Linked DNA regions of Homo sapiens: region 2 is linked to region 1. Evidence: chromatin contacts called from ENCODE Hi-C data. All regions are on one chromosome and are shown on one strand. Each heading gives the region's core, a stretch centred on a gene start or an enhancer-like site at or near the end of the contact. The rest is flanking DNA. Distances are from core to core; before and after follow the strand shown.

The links. Hi-C counts contacts between places; a loop is a spot of excess contacts on that map. Pooled maps may share reads with other maps.
Region 2: a map of HepG2 shows a loop between it and region 1 (4-fold over the local background). The contact joins two enhancer-like sites. A Hi-C loop is called at or near these places in 2 of 168 maps with a recorded cell type or tissue (HepG2 and mammary epithelial cell) and 9 of 50 pooled maps.

What each region holds. Positions count from the first base shown.
Region 1 is chr14:99,317,521-99,322,335 of GRCh38, reverse strand. No RefSeq gene overlaps it. Among named protein-coding and RNA genes, the nearest start is that of BCL11B, 48 kb to the right of the region's middle. RefSeq lists enhancers at 823-1,450, 1,451-2,079, 3,375-4,101. Within about 2 kb of position 1,720, at least 4 of the 41 ENCODE cell types and tissues checked have a DNase peak (open chromatin) inside an H3K27ac peak, as active enhancers do.
Region 2 is chr14:99,375,868-99,381,307 of GRCh38, reverse strand. No RefSeq gene overlaps it. Among named protein-coding and RNA genes, the nearest start is that of SETD3, 100 kb to the left of the region's middle. RefSeq lists an enhancer at 2,242-2,536. Within about 2 kb of position 2,192, at least 2 of the 41 ENCODE cell types and tissues checked have a DNase peak (open chromatin) inside an H3K27ac peak, as active enhancers do.

The sequences.
Region 1 (4,815 bases), core at 471-2,970:
CTTCTGGTTTCCTCCGGTGCCTTCTATGGTCAGTGATGGGGGCTTTGCAGCCTGGCTCTGGGTGGCTTTGGTGAGGGGCATTGGGGTCTCGTCAGCCTCTGCCTTCAGGGGGTCGTGGCAAGCAGGCAGAGACAGAAACAGGAGGTGATAGGGGATGATGTGGCCAGAGAGGGAGGCATTGACTCTGCCTGGGAGATCAAGGAGAGCTTCCAGGAGGAGGTGGCAGTTGAAATAAAGTGCAATTAGGTCAGAGTAGAAGAGGCGACAGAGGTGTGTTTTCCTCTATGTATTTGGAATGAAATTGAAGCTCAGAAATGTTAGATGGGTTTTGCCCAAGATCTTACAGTTAGTAACAGACAGGTGAGGACAGGATGTGAGCCCAGGCCATCAGCCTGCAGTCAGGTTCTCTGTCCAGGAGCACAGAGCCACTTTGATTCCTGAAGAGGCTTCAGTAACCAGGCCAGGGTGACCAAAGTGTTTGCTGGGGAAGGAGTGTGATTTGCTCATCCTGGGGCCTGAACTGGGGAGGGTGTCTTGGCACAGAGAGGAAGGGAATGTCCTTGCTCTCAAGGGCTGGACCAGAGAGTGGGGAAGACAGAGAATGGGGCTGCAGACACATCCTGCAACAGGGCCTGAAACCTCTCAGACTCTTCTCCCCCAGGGCTCTTGGTGTGCCTGTGGGTGAGGGGTGTGTGTGTGCATGAGTGTGAGTACGTGTGTGTATGACAGTACATGTGTGAGCGTGCGTGTGTTAGTGTGAGTACATGTGCATGGGTGTGTGGGAGTGTTAGTACATGTATAAGTATGCTTGAATTGTGAGTATGGGTGTGTGTGAGCGCATGTGTATAGGTGTGTGTGGGTGTGTGTGTGCATGGGTGCGTGGGTGTCTGGGTGTGAGTGCATGTGTGTGGGTGCGAGTGTGAGTGCATGTGCGTGGGTGTGAATGCATGTGCGTGAGTGTGAATGCATGTGCGTGGGTGCATGGCTGTGAGTGTGCATGCACGTGTGCATGTGTGTCCACCCTTAATAAACCTTGGGTGAGCGAACAATGCGTGAAGGCCGGTCCTGCCGAGCACGGTCGGTAGTGCCTGGGTTGTGTTTGGGCGAGGACCCGAGCCTGCGGGTGCTGCACAGGAGCCAGCCGTGTGCCCAGGAACCTGCTGATCACTGAGGGTGGGTGAGGACGGCATGGGCACATGTGTGATTTGGTGGCAGTGCCACGTGGTTGTGACATCCACACCCACGCTGGCTGAGAAGAGCAATGGAGCGCCTGAGGAGGTGGCCCGGGACCTTGGCATCACCGCAGAGCGTCCTGGGAAACAGGGGAGGCCTCCTCTGGGCTGGCTGGGGGCTCGGAGCCCTGCACTTTGAACATGAGCGGGACCATGACCTCCTGTTGAACCCCAGCTGGGCGGAGCAGGTGCAGCAGCCCTGTGGGGAAGGTGTGCCTGGGTGGGGTGCCCGGGTCCTTGGAAGGAGCTGCCCATTGGCCATCTGGCGTGTCTGGTCAGCGCAAGCTCACCCTCCCCACTGAACCCCCTCCTGGGGCTCTGATAGCGTGAGGGGTCAGGGCCCTGACTGTTGAAGGCTGTCAGGGGAGGAAGTAGATGCAGAGGCCACACGGGTGGGTGGAGGTGCGAACTCGGCCTACGCTTAGCGCCGGGGCGTTTTCTCACCTGTGGTCGGTCAGTCAGGCAGCTGCCCAAGCGCTGACTCCCACGGGCCACCTCTCCTCGGCCTCCCAGCCCCAAGGCCTGCGGAGGGGGTGCGCCTTCTCCCCACCCCCGCCCCGCCCCGCCCCCAATCACTCCCTGTGTGCAGGGCTCCGCAGGCAACGCCGCGCAGCTGCCCCTGGCTCTCCGACACTGGCATCCCTGTGTCCCAAGAAGCCTCCTGACTTCCTTGGGAGTGATACTTCCTAACCCATCTGCCACCTCAGTCCATTCAACTCAGCCGATGGGGCGAGTCCACCCTGTGCCCCTCCCAGAAGTCTCCACTCCCACCCTGGTGCCCGGGCGCTGCCCGCCACTCGGCGCACAGCGACCCTGGTGCAACGTGGAGCGGGGCAGGAGGACCAGGGTTCAGCAGCTAGCGTGGCGCCCCCTGGTGGCGAGAGCAGGAAGAGTTTGCAGTGCCCTCGGCCACACCCACATTGAGCTAGGTGCTTTCTGCATGGGTTTTAAAATGGGCAGGGAGGGGAATTTCCCTGAATACCAGTGCTGTGGGTTCACTGAGACTCCACGTTGTCACGCCATGCTGCAGGGAACCCTTAAAATTTGGGTTTCCACAAGATGCAATTCATCTGTATGTTTTGACCTTTTATTTAAAAATCACAAGTCAAACATTATTAAGTAAAGTAGAATAACTGTATTCATTTGCTAAGAAAACACTTCCCAGGACTTCCCTCCTATGCCAGGCTTTGTCTAGACGCTAGCAGGGAAAATACGGCAGCGTCTGTGCCCTCGGAGGCCCACAGCCCGCGTGGGGAGACGGATATTCCCAGCCATTCGATCCTCAGTGTAAGACAGGGGTAAGGGGTATTATGATTCCCATAGGACCTTATTTTTTTAGGTGGGGTCTCACTCTGTCACCCAGGCTGGAGTGCAGTGGTGAGATCTCAGCTCACTGCAACCTCTGCCTCCTGGGTTCAAGCGATTCTCCTGCCTCAGCCTCCTGAGTAGCTGGGATTACAGGCACCCGCCACCACGCCTGGCTAATTTTTGTATTTTTAGTAGAGACGGGGTTTCACCATGTTGGTCAGGCTGGTCTCAAACTCCTGAACTAGTGATCCGCCCACTTCGGCCTCCCAAAGTGATGGGATTACAAGCGTGACCCACCATGCCCGGTCTATGATTTTATAGATGAGGAAACTGAGGTTTGGAGACATGCAGAGCCACCTCATCATGGTGGTTCTACCAGTTCGGATCCTGCCTTGAACAAAATCCCACACAAGAAGGGAGTATAACACAGGGACTTTTTGCAGAGGTGGGAGCGGGTTTAAAGCTGGCCTCACCCAGGGGCCAGCTGCAGTGGGAAGCTGTGAGACCCTCAGCCTGAAGGCACGGAGAGTCCAGGGAGACCCGGAGGGGGCCCGACACAGGCTGGAGTCACAGGACAAGGCCATTGTGAGGATCTTGGTGCTGAGCCAAGGAGGGAGCAGGGGAGAAATACCCAGACCTCTCTCTCTGCCCATCTCCAGTCTGGGCTTCCCATCTCTGGGCCTGACAGGAGCCAGAGGGCTGAGTCCCCCAGGTGGTATAGGCCGTGAGTGAGGTCTGCCCCTGGGCCTTAGGCAGGACAGAGAAGGGCAGAGAATGAACCATGGGACGAGGAGGTCGTGGCACACAGAGAATCCCCTCAGGTGGCTTTGGGCCCTGGCTGCCAGTTCCAGGGTGCCAAGAGAAGCCTCACTCCGTATCTGCGACATTCTCACATATTTCAGGAAGACCCTGGGGAGAGGCAGCCAGGCCTGCGGGGCTCCAGGGTGAGCACAAAGACGGGGTGTGCTTGGCCCTTGGCTGGGAGTGGCCTGTGGGAAGCCAGGTCTTGGCCTTGTCAAGAATGCGGTGATGGATTTCAGAGCACAGCAGGGGCAGGAAGCCATAGGTCGAATGAGCCCCTGGAGGTCAGGGGCCCACCAGATGCATTCTCACCGTGCCCCCAAGAGACACATCCTACAGGCCCACTGCAAGGAGCGCAATGAATGATCACAGTAGCCACCATTTAGCGCACACCTACTGTGTGCCATGGCTGTTTGGGCTGCAGTTGAGTTATTCACAGAGGTGCACAGAGCACTGTCCCATGGCATGTGAAACCTTGTGGTGCAGTGACATTTTAAGCTACAAGGAATAACCCCTGACAGCCTGCATTGCCTTGGACTGTCACCTGCCCGGGAGGTGACAGCTTCTCTCCCGCACCTGGACAGAGGCTGCCTTGGCCTAGAAGAGAACACACTTTGCAGGAAACATCCAGGGTCCTGTCACTCAGCAGCTGCCAGCTCAGGACCTCCTGGCCAGGAACCCAGCTTCCCTGCCTCTCCATCCCTGGCTCAGTTCCCATTGTGTGGCCAGCACAGCTGTCGTTTCAGGGGCCACTGGTGGACTCTGGATGATCATTTACAGATTGGGAGGGCGTGATAAGGCTCTCATGCCCTGTATGGGTTATTAAGAAATGGCACCACAGGGGCCAGGTTTCCATGCCAGCTCCCCCTCACTGTCTCTTTCTGCCTATCTTTTATTGTCCACTCTTATCTTTCCCCCTCCCCATGCCCCACCCTTGTGCAGGTCCCTAAGACCATAACCTTCTTCAAACTGCTGCTGGCTTTTCCTGACCCTCTGCCCCAGGCCCGGAAGGTAACTTTATCAGCAGGGCTAGTGAGGGCTTGGCTGGGGCCCCAACCCTGTATGGCCAGAGAGGGGGAAATTCTGCCAGCAGAGACCCATGGCTGCCCAGTGATGTGGAGGAAAGGGATTGGAAGGCTAATCGGATCCAGACTCATCCCATCCTTGTCGACCTCAAACGCATTTCCCCCTGTCCACAAGCCAGTGCCTCGGGAGGTGGGCATGGGGTTGGATTGGCTCCATTCCTCCTGATCTGTTCTTCTTCTGTACGGTGACAACTGCTGTGATCAGAGAGTGAGGCAGTTGATGGGCACAGGCACCTCTGAGTCACCTGGGACCATTTAGGGACTCCTGGGTCTCTGTCTTTGCACCTTAAAATGGGTTCAGGTCCTGGTTCTGTTTAAACCTTCCCATGCTGGTGACAAGAATAGTTGCCTATGAATGTGGACAGCCCTCCTCAGTTTAAGAGCAAGCA
Region 2 (5,440 bases), core at 943-3,442, 58 kb before region 1:
GAAGAGGGTTCAGGATTCTGGGGTCTGACACTTAGTGCCAATCATGAGAGAGGCATCTGGCAGACAGGTGGGAGGAACCAGGAGGGTGGGGCCCGGGGGCGAGAGGAGAGAGGGCGTCTAGAAAAGCAGGCAGCCGCAGGGGACACTGATGACTGTTCCCCTGCAGAAGTGACCACCAAGCTGGCCTGCTGCAGTTGCCTGGGAGGGCGGGGTGTGGGCACAGCTTGGGGGGACGAGGGGATAATTGAGAGGTGAGGAATGGTGGCTCTGCTGTGGAGAGAGCCAGCATCCCGGGGAGGGGCTCTGGGTGTGCAAGGGTGGCCTCGAAGTTAAAGGAAAATCCCTTCGTGCAAGAACAGCTTGTCTGGGCTGCTGTCTGCGGCTCAGGTGCTGGCATGGAGAGTGCAGTTCAGCTCGCTTGGCCAAACCCCAGCTACTGGTTGGTGATTGAAGAAAAAGGGGGAAGGGGCATGGGGAATCTGAGGGCTCCTGGCTGGGCGAGTGGCAGGTGAGGGCCCCAGAGGTGTGATGAGAACTGACCCAGAAACAGGGTCTCTGTCTGGGGGAGTGGTCAGGGAGGGGCAGGCTGGAGTTGCTGTTTGGTGGGGTGGTGACAAGATCAGGGTGTAGCCATGCCCAGGGGACCAGAGCACAGGAAGTGAGGGGGTGGTGTTGCCATTGCCGAGAAGCTGCTGTGCTGGGTGGACTTACCCAGAGGTGGCTGCAGGGAGCTGCTGAGTGGCAGGAGTGCTGCGATCCAAGCAAAGTATTCTTTCAAATGGGGCCTTAGGGCTCAGATTTACCAAGGACATCACTGTTGGCCTGGCCGGGTGAAACCAGTAGGGAACAGTCCCTGGTGAGGAGTCCCCGTGGAATGAAGACCCTCCTCTTACTGGGAGGCCGAAAGCTGCAAACAGAGCTGGTGATTGCAGCTCCATTGAACATACTCAGTAATTTCTGGTAATGACCAAGAAGAATTGAAGAACAAGCTCTCCTGAAAGGTCATTTATCCAAGAGAAGAAAATTACTTCTTTTCCTGGGGGCTGTCATCTTTTGCTTTAATTAATATCAAACGTGTGCACTCTTGGCGTTGACTTCAAATGTTCAAGTGGACTTCCCGTGACATTTTTAATAAAAAAGAGTAAATCCTTCTGGGCTGACGCCAGGACCTGGGTGATCATCAGAGCCTTCCCTGTTGCAGGGGCGCCTTGGTGGCCGACTGATGCTGGCCCTCACTGCGGCCAAGGAGGACGGGGTCTGGGACACACTGCAGCAAGGGCCTCTTGGCTTATGTGGTCATTCATTCATTCATTCATTTGCAACATGAAGAACAGGATTGCCTGCGTTCAAATCCCAGCTGCCTGGGCAAGGGAGCTTAACCTTCCTGTGCCTCAACTTTGTCATCTATAAAATGGGACAGCAGGCCAGGCTCAGTGTCTTTGTTTGTAGAAAAGGCAGAGGAGGCCGGGCACAGTGGCTTATGCCTGTAATCCCAGCACTTTGGGAGACTGAGGAGGGCAGATCACCTGAGGTCAGGAGTTTGAGACCAGCCTGGCCAACATGGTGAAACCCCGTCTCTACTAAAAATACAAAAATTAGCCTGGCATGGTGGCATGCATCTGTAATCTCAGCTACTTGGGAGGCTGAGGCAGGAGAATTGCCTGAACCCAGGAGGCAGAGGTTGCAGTGATCAAGATTGTACCACTGTACTCCAGCCTGGGTGACAGAGTGAAACTTCGTTTCAAAAAAAAAAAAGAAAGAAAGAAAGAAAAAGAAAAACAAAGGGCCAGGTGCTGTGGCTTTTGCCTGTAATCCCAGCATTTTGGGAGGCCGAGGCAGGCAGATCACCTGAGATCAGGAGTTCAAGACCAGCCTGGACAACATGGTGAAACCCCGTCTCTACTAAAAATACAAAATTAGCTGGGCATGGTGGCCAGCACCTGTAATCCCAGCTACTCAGGAGGCTGAGGCAGGAGAATCATTTGAACCCAGTGAGTCGAGATCACGTCATTGCACTCCAGCCTGGGTGACAGAGTAAGACTGTCCAAAAAAAAAAAAAAAAAAAAAAGAAAAGAAAAAAGAAAAAAAAATGGGAGAGCAATAGTACCTATTTCACACGGCTGTTTTATGACTCACATCAAATACTTTTGTGGAGTGCTCAGCACAGAGAAGAGACGCACCTGCCCAGCTGGAGTACTTGTTGCTTTTTTGTGTCTGCCCAGCACTGTGCCAGTACCAGGGATGCATGAACAAACTAGCCAGATGAACCTTGCCTCAAAGCCGAGTCTACTGGCTTTGCTGTTTGAACCCAGGGCAGCTGCCGGTCTTTCTTTCCTCTCCCGAGGTCCCCCAGGCGTGTGTCCCATGTGGCCTGGTTGTTTACGGGTCTGCTCCCCCAAGCCAGACTGAAGGCGGGGCCATGTCTGACTCACCAGCAGCGGCTGGCTTGAGGGCTGGCCTACCCCAGGGCCTGGGAAGTAGGAGCTTCAGAGATCACAGAGTGGAAAGGGGATGGTCTAGGGTTCCAAGGTTGGGGTGCAAGGCCCTGGGACAGAGACTGGGACTTCACTTCCTCCCCATGTAGCTGCAACAGACTGTCCAGTCCAATCCAACAATTCCTATTGTTTAAGTTTTTCAAACAAGAAAGTTGATGTGAGGGTTGGTGCAGGGTTTTTTTTGTTTTGTTTTGTTTTGTTTTTTTCCCAAGACAGAGTCTTGCTCTGTTGCCCAGGCTGGAGTGTAGTGGGGCAATATCGGCTCACTGCAACCTCCGCCTCCTGGGTTCAAGCAATTCTCCTGCCTCAGCCTCCCGAGTAGCTGGGATTACAGGCATCCGCCGCCAGGCCTGGCTAATTTTTGTATTTTTAGTAGAGACGGGGTTTCACCATGTTGGCCAGGCTGGTCTTGAACTCCTGACCTCAAGTGATACACCTGCCTCAGCCTCCCAAAGTGCTGGGATTACAGATGTGAGCCACCATGCCTGGCCCAGGGTTTTGTTTAAAGTCACCATGCTGACCTGTCTCTCAAGGAATCAAGAGATGAACATGTTCTTGGGCACAGCTCTTCCTGAATACGCAGGTTAGCGTGGTGAGCTCCAAACTCCCTTTTGGAAGACGATTCCTTAAGTGCCCACCCTGTGCCAGCACCTCGATGGGGAGACAGACCCAGCGGTTCCTTCTGGGTGGCTGCTGTCTCCTCAGCTAGAGCCATGAGCCAGGTAAGACTAGCCCGGAGAACTTGAACTCCGTATTTGAAGGGGCTGACACGATGGTCCATCGTCCTCTCTCCTCTTTAAAAAAAAAAAAAGCCTTACCTCTGCCTTTTCTCCTCTCTCTCTCTCTCTCTCTCTTTCTTTCTTTCTTTTGATGGAGTTTTGCTCTTGTTTCCCAGGCTGGAGTGCAGTGGCACGTTCTCGGCTCACTGCAACCTTTGCCTCCTGGGTTCAAGCGATTCTCCTGCCTCAGCCTCCCAAGTAGCTGGGATTACAGGCATGCGCCACCATACCTGGCTCATTTTGTATTTTTAGTAGAGACAGGGTTTCACCATGTTGGTCAGGCTGGTCTTGAACTCCTGACCTCAGGTGATCTGCCTGCCTTTGCCTCCCAAAGTGCTGGGATTACAGGTGTGAGCCACCGCGCCCGGCCTCCTCTGCCTTTTCTACAAACAAGGACACTCTCTTGCTTAATCGCACTATGGCCATCTAAGTGAGAAAGCTAACACTGATTCACGAGTCCCATCCAGTCCTCAGATCCCATCTGAGCTTCACTAACGGCCCCAGGAAGAATCAAGCCTAGCATTTAGCCATCAGGCCTCTTTAGTCTTCTTCAACCTGGAACGGCTGTGCGGTCATTCCTTGATGACTTTGACACTTCCATGTACTACCTGGCCTGCTATTTACAGGATGCCCCCCACTCCATGGGGGCTTGTCTCTTGCGTCCTCATGATTAGATTCAGGCTCTGCATCTTTTCAGGGATACGACAGAAGTGACATCGTGTTCTGCTCCCTGCATCCTATCAGTGGTCCCAGAGTGTGATGTGATCATTTGATTGGCTTCTGCCAGACTTGCCAGCTGTGGAGTTACTCTTTTCTCCTTTGTAATTAATAAGTGTCTCTGTGTGTGTGTGTGTGTGTGTGTGTGTGTGTAGGTGGTGGTGGTTACATTTTGTGTGTGTGTGTGTTTGAGCATAGATCATGTGTAATACGTAGATATCCCCTGCCTGGTCTATTAATACCAGGTTAGGGTTAGGATTAGGTTAGGGTTTCAGTGCCCCCCTTGCTTCTGACTTGGCGTGGGCTGCCTTCCAGGCTGGCCCTTGGCTGTCCCTCATTCTCTGAGCACTTTCATACCTCCTCTTACAACAAGATGCCCTGCTTTATTTTGTACTCTCTACACCCCGGCCTCAGTCCACCAGCTCCCTGGGGAGTGCCATCTCCTTTAGTGGAGCACAGTATTAGGAACCAAGAGCTGGAGGCTGGGTGTGCTCATTCCTCCTGCGCCCCGGTCTTCCAGGCCCCCTCATTCACACACACTGCACACCTCTAAAGCTTCCCTCCCTCCCTCCCTCCTTTCCTCCCTTCCATTCCTCCCTCCCTCCCTCCTCCCCTCCCTTCCCTCCCTCCCTCCCTCCCTTCCCTCCCTTTCCCTCCCCTCCCCTCCCCTCTCCTCCCCTCCCTTCCCTCCTTCCCTCCCTTCCCTCCCTCCCCTCCCCTCCCTTCCCCTCCCCTCCCCTCCCTTTCCCTCCCCTCCCCTTCCTTCCCTCCCTCCCTCCTTATCTGCCTCTCTCCCTTCCCTCCCCGCTCCCCTCCCTTCCCCTTCCCTCCCTCCCTCCCTCCCTCCCTCCCTCCCTCCCTTCCTTCCTTCCTTCCTTCCTTCCTTCCTTCCTTCTTTTCTGCCTTCCTTTCTTGTTTCTTTCAGGGTCTTGTTCTGTCACCCAGGCTGGAGTGCAGTGGCTTGATCAGGACTCACTACATCCTTGACCTTCAAGGCTCCTCCTGCTTCAGCCCCCCGCCCCCAGTAGCTGGGACTACTGCAACCTCTGCCTCCCAGGTTCAAGCAATTCTCCTCAGCCTCCCAAGAAGCTGGGATTACAGGCATGTGCCACCACACCCGGCTAATTTTTGTATTTTAGTAGAGATGGGGTTTCACCATGTTGGCCAGGCTGGTCTCGAACTCCTGACCTCAGGTGATCCGCCCACCTTGGCGTCCCAAAGTGCTGGGATTACAGGTGTGAGCCACCGTGCCTGGCCTATCTTTCCTACTTTTTATTGAAGGAATTCTTTATATGTTTTGGATAATAATCCTTAGTTTGTTAAATATGATGTAAATATTTTCTTTTCTGCCAGTGCTCTTTTAACTTTTAGCTTTCTTCATAAAGGCTTTTACATTCTGTAGTTAAATTTATGAATTTTGCTTTTTAGTAAATCTTATTTAAAACTCTT